Linked DNA regions of Homo sapiens: region 2 is linked to region 1. Evidence: chromatin loops called from intact Hi-C (ENCODE). Cell type or tissue: gastrocnemius medialis. All regions are shown on one strand. Links, peaks and the distances in the headings refer to the core of each region. The heading gives the core; the rest is flanking DNA. Region 1 has its middle 11 kb from the start of MIR5692B. Region 2 overlaps PKNOX1 (PBX/knotted 1 homeobox 1).

Region 1 (4,386 bases), core at 166-4,165:
TCATTGTACTAAACAATTTACAGGCTAAAACCTTTGAAGAAGAATTTATTATATCCTACATTTTGTTTTTGTTTTTGAGACAGGGTCTCGCCCCGTTGCCCAGGCTGGAGTGCAATGGTGCAATCATAGCTCACTGCAACCTCCGCTTCCTGGGCTGGGTCAATCTTCCCACCTCAGCCTCCAGAGTAGCTGGAATTACAGGCATGCACCACCATGCCTGGTTAACTTTTAAATTTTTGTAGAGATGAGATCTCGCCATGTTGTGCAGGCTGGTCTCAAATTCCTGGGCTCAACGGATCCTCCTGCCTCCACCTTCCAAAGTGCTAAGATTATAGGCTTGAGCCACCGTGCCCATCCGGCACCAGTGTTTACCTGTGACAAAGCCACACCCAGACCCTCTACCTTCCCGCTCTTTGTCTCATGAATGAGTAATGAAACCATCCAGGCACAGAGACAAACCTCCTATTTGGTGGACCCGCTGAGATGCCCTGATTGCAAAACAACCATACCTGGAAATTGTCCTACCTATAACTTTTTGTGTGTGTGTGAGACAGTTTCACTCTTGTTGCCCAGGCTGAAGTGCAATAGTGCGATCTCGGCCCACCACAACCTCCGCCTCCCGGGATCAAGCAATTCTCCTGCTTCAGTCTCCCGAGTAGCTGGGACTACTGGCATGCACCGCCACACCCGGCTAATTTTGTACTTTTTAGTAGAGACAGGGTTTCTCCATGTTGGTCAGGCTGGTCTCGAACTCCTGACCTCAGGTGATCCGCCTGCCTTGGGCTCCCAAAGTGCTGGGATTATAGGCATGAGCCACCGCGCCCGGCCCTAGCCGGCTTCTTTACTGCAACCTGTTTTATCAGCAAGGTCTTTATGACCAGTGTCTTGTGCGAACTTCCTATCTCATCTTGTGACTTAGAATGCCTTAACCATCTGGGAATGCAGCCCCGGGAGGTCTCAGCCTCACTTTACCCAGCCCCTATTCAAGATTGAGTTGCTGTGGTTCACACGCCCCTGACACTCAAACACGTGCATTCAGACACTCACACGAGCAGGTGAGCGGCTTTGTGACACGCTGGCTGGAGAATTCCCTCTCCAAATCACAGTTCTGTTCTCAACCTTTTGTGCATAGGCCACTCTGATTTGCTCCCTGACTGCCAACCCCCGCCAAGAAAAACAGACTTTGGGCTGGGTGCGGTGGCTCACACATGTAATCTCAGCACTTTGGGAGGCCAAGGCAGGTGGATCACCTCAGGTTAGGAGTTTGAGACCAGCCTGGCCAACATGGTGAAGCCCCATCTCTACTAAAAATACAAATATTAGCTGGTTGTGGTGGCGGGCACCTGTAGTCCCAGCTACTGGGGAGGCTGAGGCAGGAGAATCCCTTGAACCTGGGAGGTGGAAGCTGCAGTGAGCCAGCATCATACCATTGCACTCCAGCTTCGGTGACACAGTGAGACTGCATGTCAAAAAACAAAAACAGGGTCGGGTGTGGTGGCTCACACCTGTAATTCCAGCACTTTGGGAGGCCGAGGCTGGCAATCACCTGAAGTCGGGAGTTTGAGACCAGCCTGACCAACATGGAGAAACCCCATCTCTGCTAAAAATACAAAATTAGCCAGGTGTGGTGGCGCGTGCCTGTAATCCCAGCTACTCGGGAGGCTGAGGCAGGAGAAGTGCTTGAAGCTGGGAGGCGGAGGTTGTGGTGAGCCAAGATAGTGCCACTGCACTCCAGCCTGGGCGACAGAGTGAAACTCCATCTCAAACAAAAACAAAAACAAGACTTTGTAAATAGAAAGATGTAAAGAAAGATAAGAATTTTGAGGCTGATACATTTCACATGCCCGGGGCTCTGTATTCTTTCTTCCTGGGCTCCTTCCCCATCCCCTGGATCGTCTTGTCATCATCGCCCCTGCTCACAGTGAACGATTTCCTCACTGGGAATTTCACAAGAACTGTAGACGCTGCCAGAATTCTTTGGCACAAAACTCCTCTGAGTCAGAGCCTAACGCTGTTAGCAAGGGAAGAACAGCTGCAAGGGCCACACATCTGTGAGTCTTTTGAGAATTTTATGATGAATAAAAACTATCCGTTACACAGACTCATACATTATATATTAACCTAACATGTCTTCAATTGCACTGCTAACCGTCTCTTTTCATACTTTTTTCTAACGACACCCCAATCCCAACAATAAATTAAAAAATCTGAAACTTTGACTATCTAGTAGCACTGCATGCCGTTTCCTAGTCGTATTCCTATTCCGCCTTTGGAGTAGCCATTCCCTTATTCCTTTACTTTCTTAATAAACTTGGTTTCGCTTTACAGACTGGCCCTGAATTCTTTTTGGCACGAGATCTAAGAACCCTCTTTTGGGGTCTGGATCTGGACCCCTTTCCTGTAACATAAGGGTCCCTTCACTGCGCTTGTGACATCCCAGGATCACCCTGGCCTCTAGGCAGTGTAGCTCCAGCTGGGCTGAGTGGAAGAGCCACCCAACGTGTTCAGTTTTACAAGAAGAATCATAAATAGAGCATTCACCAAAGGGGCAGAAGAGAAGCGGAAACCCTCAGGGTGCTGAGATTGTGGAAAGAGAATGATGCACTTAAATAACTGAAAGGTTGAAAAAAGTATGAAGAGCATCAAAAGATGCTGGAAAATACACCTTAAAAATACTGTGACCGGGGGCGGTGGCTCACGCCTGCAATCCCAGCACTTTGGGAGGCCGAGGTGGGTGGATCACCTGAGGTCGGGAGTTCAAGACCAGCCTGGCCAACATGGAGAAATCCCATCTCTACTAAAAATACAAAAAAATCAGCCAAGCTTGATGGCGCATGCTTGTAATCCCAGCTACTCGGGAGGCTGAAGCAGGAGAATCGCTTGAACCCGGGAGGCAGAGGTTGCAGTGAGCTGAGATCGCACCATTGCACTCCAGCCTCGGCAATAAGAGCAAAATTCCGTCTCAAAAAAAAAAAAAAAAAAAAAAAAAACAAGAAACAAAAAACCAAAGAAAACTTCAAGCCCCATGAGCTGGCTTAGGCTGACTCCCGCAAGTAGATGCCTTAGTTTGCAACCCGTCTGGTGACACAATTAGGATTTTTAAAGTGCTCAGTGGCACAAGGAAAAGGGAGGAAGGGTGGAAACTCAAAGCCATGAGAAAGACAACAGCCTGGGCTGGCGCGGTGGCTCACGCCTGAAATCTCAGCACTTTGGGAAGCTGAGGTAGGAAGATCACTTGAGGTCAAGAGTTTGTGACCAGTCTGGCCAAGATGGTGAAACCCTATCTCTAGCAAAAAATACAAAAATGAGCTGGGCGTGGTGGTGCACGCCTGTGGTCCCATCTACTTGGGAGGCTGAGGTGGGAGAATCGCTTGAACCCGGGAGGTGGAGGTTGCAGTGAGCCATGGTCACGCCACTGCACTCCAGCCTGGGGGACAGAGTGAGACCCTGTCTCAAAAAAATGAAAGACAAGTGCCTGCTTTTAAGTACAACTCAGGCCAAGGAAGGGCTCCTCCATGCAGAGGATCCTCACTGACAGCAGCAGGTAAACATTGCACCTGTGTCCTGCAGAGGCCCTCGGAGTCCCCCCTCCCTTTCCTCAGATAGGAAGGTTCAGATTCCCAGGGCTTAGGTCAGTTTGCAGAAATGTCTTTTCCCCCCTTTCTTTTTTTCCATAAACTCCATAGTTTAAAGCTTCTTTCCTGGAAAATAGCTGTCGGTGCCATGAAACTTTGCCTGTTGCACTAGAACGTCCTTTCTAGAATTTCTCCCTTACTCCGGCAGCAGCGACTTTCCATATGTCCTGGAGAAGAGAGTGTTTTACCTTGGCTTCCTCTCATTGGCTCAGGGCCGAGGATGATATATTTTAAGCCGTACATTTAAAAATAAAAGTCTTGGCAAGGGTTCTGATGAACTAAAACCATCAAGACATACTCGTTAGCTTAGGCTCCCATCCGCTTGGATTTCATAAGATTTCAAAGCCAATGCTGGAAAGAGAAAAAGAAGGCCGGGCATGGTGGCTCGTGGCTGTAATCCCAGCGCTTTGGGAGGCAGAGGCAGGAAGATCACTTGAGCCCAGCAGTTGGAGACCAGCCTGGGCAATATAGCTAGACTCTGTCTCAACAACAACAAAATTAGTCGGGCGTGGTGGCACGTGCCTGTAGTCCCAGTTACTCGGGAGGCTAAGGCACGGGAACCTTGAAAATTTGAGGCAGGCCTCAGTTAATTTAGAAAGTTTATTTTGCGAAGGTTGAGTACGCACCCGCGACACAGCTTCAGGAGGTCCTGACAACACGTGCCCAGGGTGGTCGGGGCACAGTTTGGTTTTATACATTTTAGGGAGACGTGAGACATCAATCAATATAGGTAAGAAGTACATTGGTTCGG
Region 2 (4,386 bases), core at 262-4,261, 65 kb before region 1:
ACAAAATTTCGTGAAAGTAAACTTCTAGTTATCCATGAGCAGCAGATTAGACTGTCCTGACCTCAGCTTCCTCAGGACCAGGACGGGCCATTTCTCCCGCGGTGGATTTGGCCATGCTTCTGCCCCTTGAGGAAGCAGCTTGGGGCAGCGGGGGCGGGGAGACCTCATGGGAGCGGGGCCATCCCCACTGTCCAGACAGACTGGGGGCCAGCCATGAACGCCCACCCGCACAGGACGCCTCTCACATCCTCCAGCCCTGTGCTCTCTTCCCTCCAATGTCTTGTTTTTGCAATAAGATGACTTCTATTCTGCTGCCTTTAAATGGTACAACATATTAGGAAAACTGTTTATGTTTCTCTTAAAAAAAAAAAATAAAAGCAATAAAGCCTAAGTGGACACAGTATTTGTGTAAGGCAATCTGCCAGCATGTATAAAAAGCCTTAAAAAGGCCAGGCACAGTGGCTTATGCCTGTGATCCCAGCACTTTGGGAGGCCAAGGTGGGCGGATCACCTGAGGTCAGGGGTTCAAGATCAGCCTGGCCAACATGGTGAAACCCTGTCTCTACTAAAAATACAAAAAAATTAGCTGGGCGTGGTGGCACACACCTGTAATCCCAGGTACTCAGGAGGCTGAGACAGGAGAATTGCTTGAACCTGGGAGACGGAGGTTGCAGTGAGCTGAGATCACACCACTGCACTCCAGCCGGGGCAACAGAGCAAGACTCTGTCTCAAAATAAATAAATAAGTAAATAAATAAATAATAAAAAATAAGAAGCCTTAAAAGATTCATTTCAGTATTTGAAAAAAAAATGATTGTGAAAAGAGAGAAACCTAAATGTTCAACCTTGGAAAAATGGCAAAATAATTATGATAGGTCTACGCTGTAGATATATTTCAATGTTTATTTAAAATAATGCTGATTAAACACTTCCGAGGCCCTTGGAAACACTCGGGTATGAAAAGGGCAGTGCTCCAGGTGTCATCTGCACCTGGCACAGCTGCCTGGGAGGAGGTGGCTGGTAGCAACCAGGCTGTGTTGGAGGTGGTCACCGTGCCTTGGTGCACAGGAGGCAGCAGTGGGGTCGGAGCAAAGACCTGGCAGGCAGGAGGGAGAAGAGTGATGGGAACAGTGAGGACCGGTGCTCCAGGGCAGGCAGAGAGGTGCCCAAGATATGCCAGGCAGAGATGTTGGGGGCGTCCTGGGGTCCAGAGGGGCCAGACGATTCGGGCCACAGAGCAGCTCAGTCTTTGCATGAAACCCACAGGAATCCACAGGGAGCCACTGGAGAGCTCAGGCGGGACATTATTAGATTTGCATTTTAGAAAAAAAAAAAAAAGTCAATTGGAAATACCAAAGGACTAAGGACTTCTAGGCTAAGGAAGCAGGCTGACTACATCACAGAATCTCCCTCCTTTAATTGCTATACAGAGAAAAAAAAACACTAACACCACCACCACCAACAACAAAAATCTCTGCCACAGGAACTGAACAAGGACTGGTTGGTAAAACTAACCACCAGGGAAAGGGGGACCCAGCGCCTCAGCTCCTAACCCCTCCTCAGACCTCACCAGCATGGCTCCAGTGAGTTTTCCGGAGCCTGATCCTTGCCACCGAAGTCCTCGAGGTGGGGAGGAGAGCCGAGGGGGGTGTACTGCACTGCCCCTGCCTGCTGGGCAGGAAAGTAAAGGGCAGGGCCAAATCCCTTCACTGGCTCCAGAGTCAGTGGGATGATGAGCCAAATGCCAGTGGGTTCAGAACACCGTGTTTAACAAGATCGCAAGCCAAGAAAGACCACAAGGGCCTCAGCCAAGTCTCGATCCACCTGCTCCTCAATTCATTCAGGTCACAGAACACAAAACACTCAGATACTCAAAAGCACAAAACACCACAGCTTCCAGGAGAACAAAGTCTCATCTATGGTGGGAGGGCAATGGAGAGCTGCCCGTGTATGGCACAACCATCCAAGCACGAGCAAGGTACAAAGATAGAGCACTGGGGCCCCTGCAAATTCATTACTGGGACAGCCCCTCTCATGCCTACAACTGGGGAGACGAGGCTACAAGATTCCCATTCAAAAGCTGATCCAGTTAGACACTCAGAAGAGCCACCAGTCAACATGGGAATCTGTCATCATGAAAATCAACCGGGTTTTCTTTCAAAGTAACAGTGCTAATTAACACTGACATTAAAAAGGTAAATTCCCAAGAAACTGTCATATGACTTAGGGAAGTCAAGATTCCTGGCAATCTTGGTATCAGTTAACGAAATAGTATTATTCTATGGCTTTTTTTCTGAACACGAATGTACAATAAATGCATAATACACTAACACTGAGCATGCAACCTCATGGCAATTGAATTGCAAGTATACAAAGCAATGTTCATGCTTGAGTGCCAGGTTGATTTGTAATTAGAATGCAGAATCAAGTTCAAGCTCACCTGTTGCCCATCTTGATAGCTGTCTATACTTAATGTCTGTGTAGCCATCATGGTTCATCAGAGTTTTATAAGACATCAAATCATCTTGGGTGAAAAGCGAATGGTGTCTGGAGAACAAAACCAGAAAAGCATCAGTTAATAGTTGTAGAGCATTTTTTGTCTCCCTCATTCCATAACATCAAATTTTTTTTTTTTGAGACCGAGTTTCACTCTTGTTGCCCAGGCTGGAGTGCAATGGCGCGATCTCGGCTCACCTCAACCTCCGCCTCCCAGGTTCAAGTGTTTCTCCTGCCTCAGCCTCCCTAGTAGCTGGGATTACAGTCATGTGCCACCATGCCTGGATAATTTTGTGTTTTTAGTAGAGACGGGGTTTCTCCATGTTGGTCAGGCTGGTCTCGAACTCCCGACCTCAGGAGATCCACCCGCCTCGGCCTCCCAAAGTGCTGGGATTACAGGCATGAGCCACCACACCCAGCCCATGACATCCAATTTTTAAAAATACATATTTTTACATGTAGAGAACAAAAAAATTATCCTTAACAGTATGTTATGACCCAAATCCTACTTAGCAACCCTTCACTTACATAGCAATCACTTATTTTCCTGTGCTAGGCCCTGACTTGCTATTACATTTTCAGTCACTGTCATTCATTGCCCAGCTAATATCAAGTCAATGCCTGCCCATGCCAGGCAGCATGCTGGGCCTGGGGTGCGGCAGTGAGCAGGACAGGCAGGGCCTCTGCCTTCCTGACACAAACCAGGCAAGGGAGAGACACAATACACAGGGTCAAGAATGGGCACAGGGTGAAGTGAGAGGGGGCCTGGGCTGCTTTCCCGGGCCGTGTGGTCAGAGCAGGCCTCGCTGGGAAGATGCTGTTACGTCGAGACTGGAGAGACAGGCTGAGATCAGGGAGTTTGGTGTTTCAGAGAGAGGGAACAGCTAACACAGAGGCCTGAGACGGGTGGAAAAGAGGCGCTCAGGGAGACTGAGATGGGCATGCTCATATACACACGCACATAAGACAGGCAAGTGTGGCGCACTTGCTTCATGACAACAGAAAACCGCAAAATGCCACTTCCGCACTGAAGGATGGAGCAGGAACGCAACCAGCACCTGCAGCATGGGTGTGGAAAAACACTGCAGAGTGGGGGAGAGCAGCCGGGCTGGACCACGGCCGGCATGGCCTTGCTGCTGCTGGTGCAGGTCACAGACATTTAGAGTCTGGGCTGCCCTGAGAAGGTCATGTGGAGGTCAAGGGCAGTTGTGCCACTTGTTCTGGACTAGCAAGAACAGCAAAGTTCCCCAAGGAAAGCAGCACTTTAGGAGACAGTGTTAAATGGAAAGAAATCCTGTCCAAGTCTTGCAGGATGCAGAAGGACTACCGTCCTGTCCTGAGCGAGACAGTTCAAAGGAACAAGGAGCCGGGCAGTGGCTCACGCCTGTAATCACAGCACTTTGGGAGGTGCAGGCGGGTGGATCACAAGGTCAGGAGTTTGGGACCAGCCTGGCCAACATAGTGAAACCCTGTCTCTACTAAAAATACAAAAATTAGCCGGGCATGGTGGCATGCGCCTATAGTCCCAGCTACTCAGGAGGCTGAGGCAGCAGAATCGCTTGAACCCAGGAGGCAGAGGTTGCAGTGAGCCAAGATCGTGCCACTGCACTCCAGCCTGGGTGACAGAGCGAGACTCCATCTCCAAAAACAAACAAATGAAAGAAAAAGGAACAAGGAGTCCAGTGAGAACAGCAGCAGCCGTGGCAGCAGCCAGGTCGCCTCTTGAGCACATTGAGCCATCTTAGTGCAATCTGCCCTCACAAAATCCGTGGGAGGCACTGCTGTGATGCCACTTACACCTTAGAAGCCTGAGCAATGTGGCCTCAGCCACCACGATGGCCAGAGGCTGAGCTGGGACTCACCCTCAACAGCGTCATTCTGGAGCCACTA

What was found. A loop is a pair of places that touch in the nucleus more often than their neighbours do. Peaks named below come from ENCODE experiments on the same cell type or tissue, not always from the same donor. Only the 100,000 strongest peaks of a DNase experiment are listed, where the experiment ranks them.
Region 2: it touches region 1 in a loop (5-fold over the local background); 8 of 110 quality-filtered maps call a loop at or near these places.

The regions. Positions count from the first base shown.
Region 1 is chr21:42,937,876-42,942,261 of GRCh38, reverse strand. No RefSeq gene overlaps it. Among named protein-coding and RNA genes, the nearest start is that of MIR5692B, 11 kb to the left of the region's middle. RefSeq lists enhancers at 3,518-4,176, 4,177-4,386. In gastrocnemius medialis, for the core only: no CTCF peak of the experiment used is centred there; a DNase peak (open chromatin) is centred at 1,971; H3K27ac peaks cover 1,070 bases.
Region 2 is chr21:43,002,487-43,006,872 of GRCh38, reverse strand. PKNOX1 (PBX/knotted 1 homeobox 1) reads right to left here. Exons shown (of 11, transcript NM_004571.5): 2 at 2,441-2,547. The coding sequence starts at 2,491. Among named protein-coding and RNA genes, the nearest start is that of PKNOX1, 30 kb to the right of the region's middle. In gastrocnemius medialis, for the core only: no CTCF peak of the experiment used is centred there; no DNase peak of the experiment used is centred there.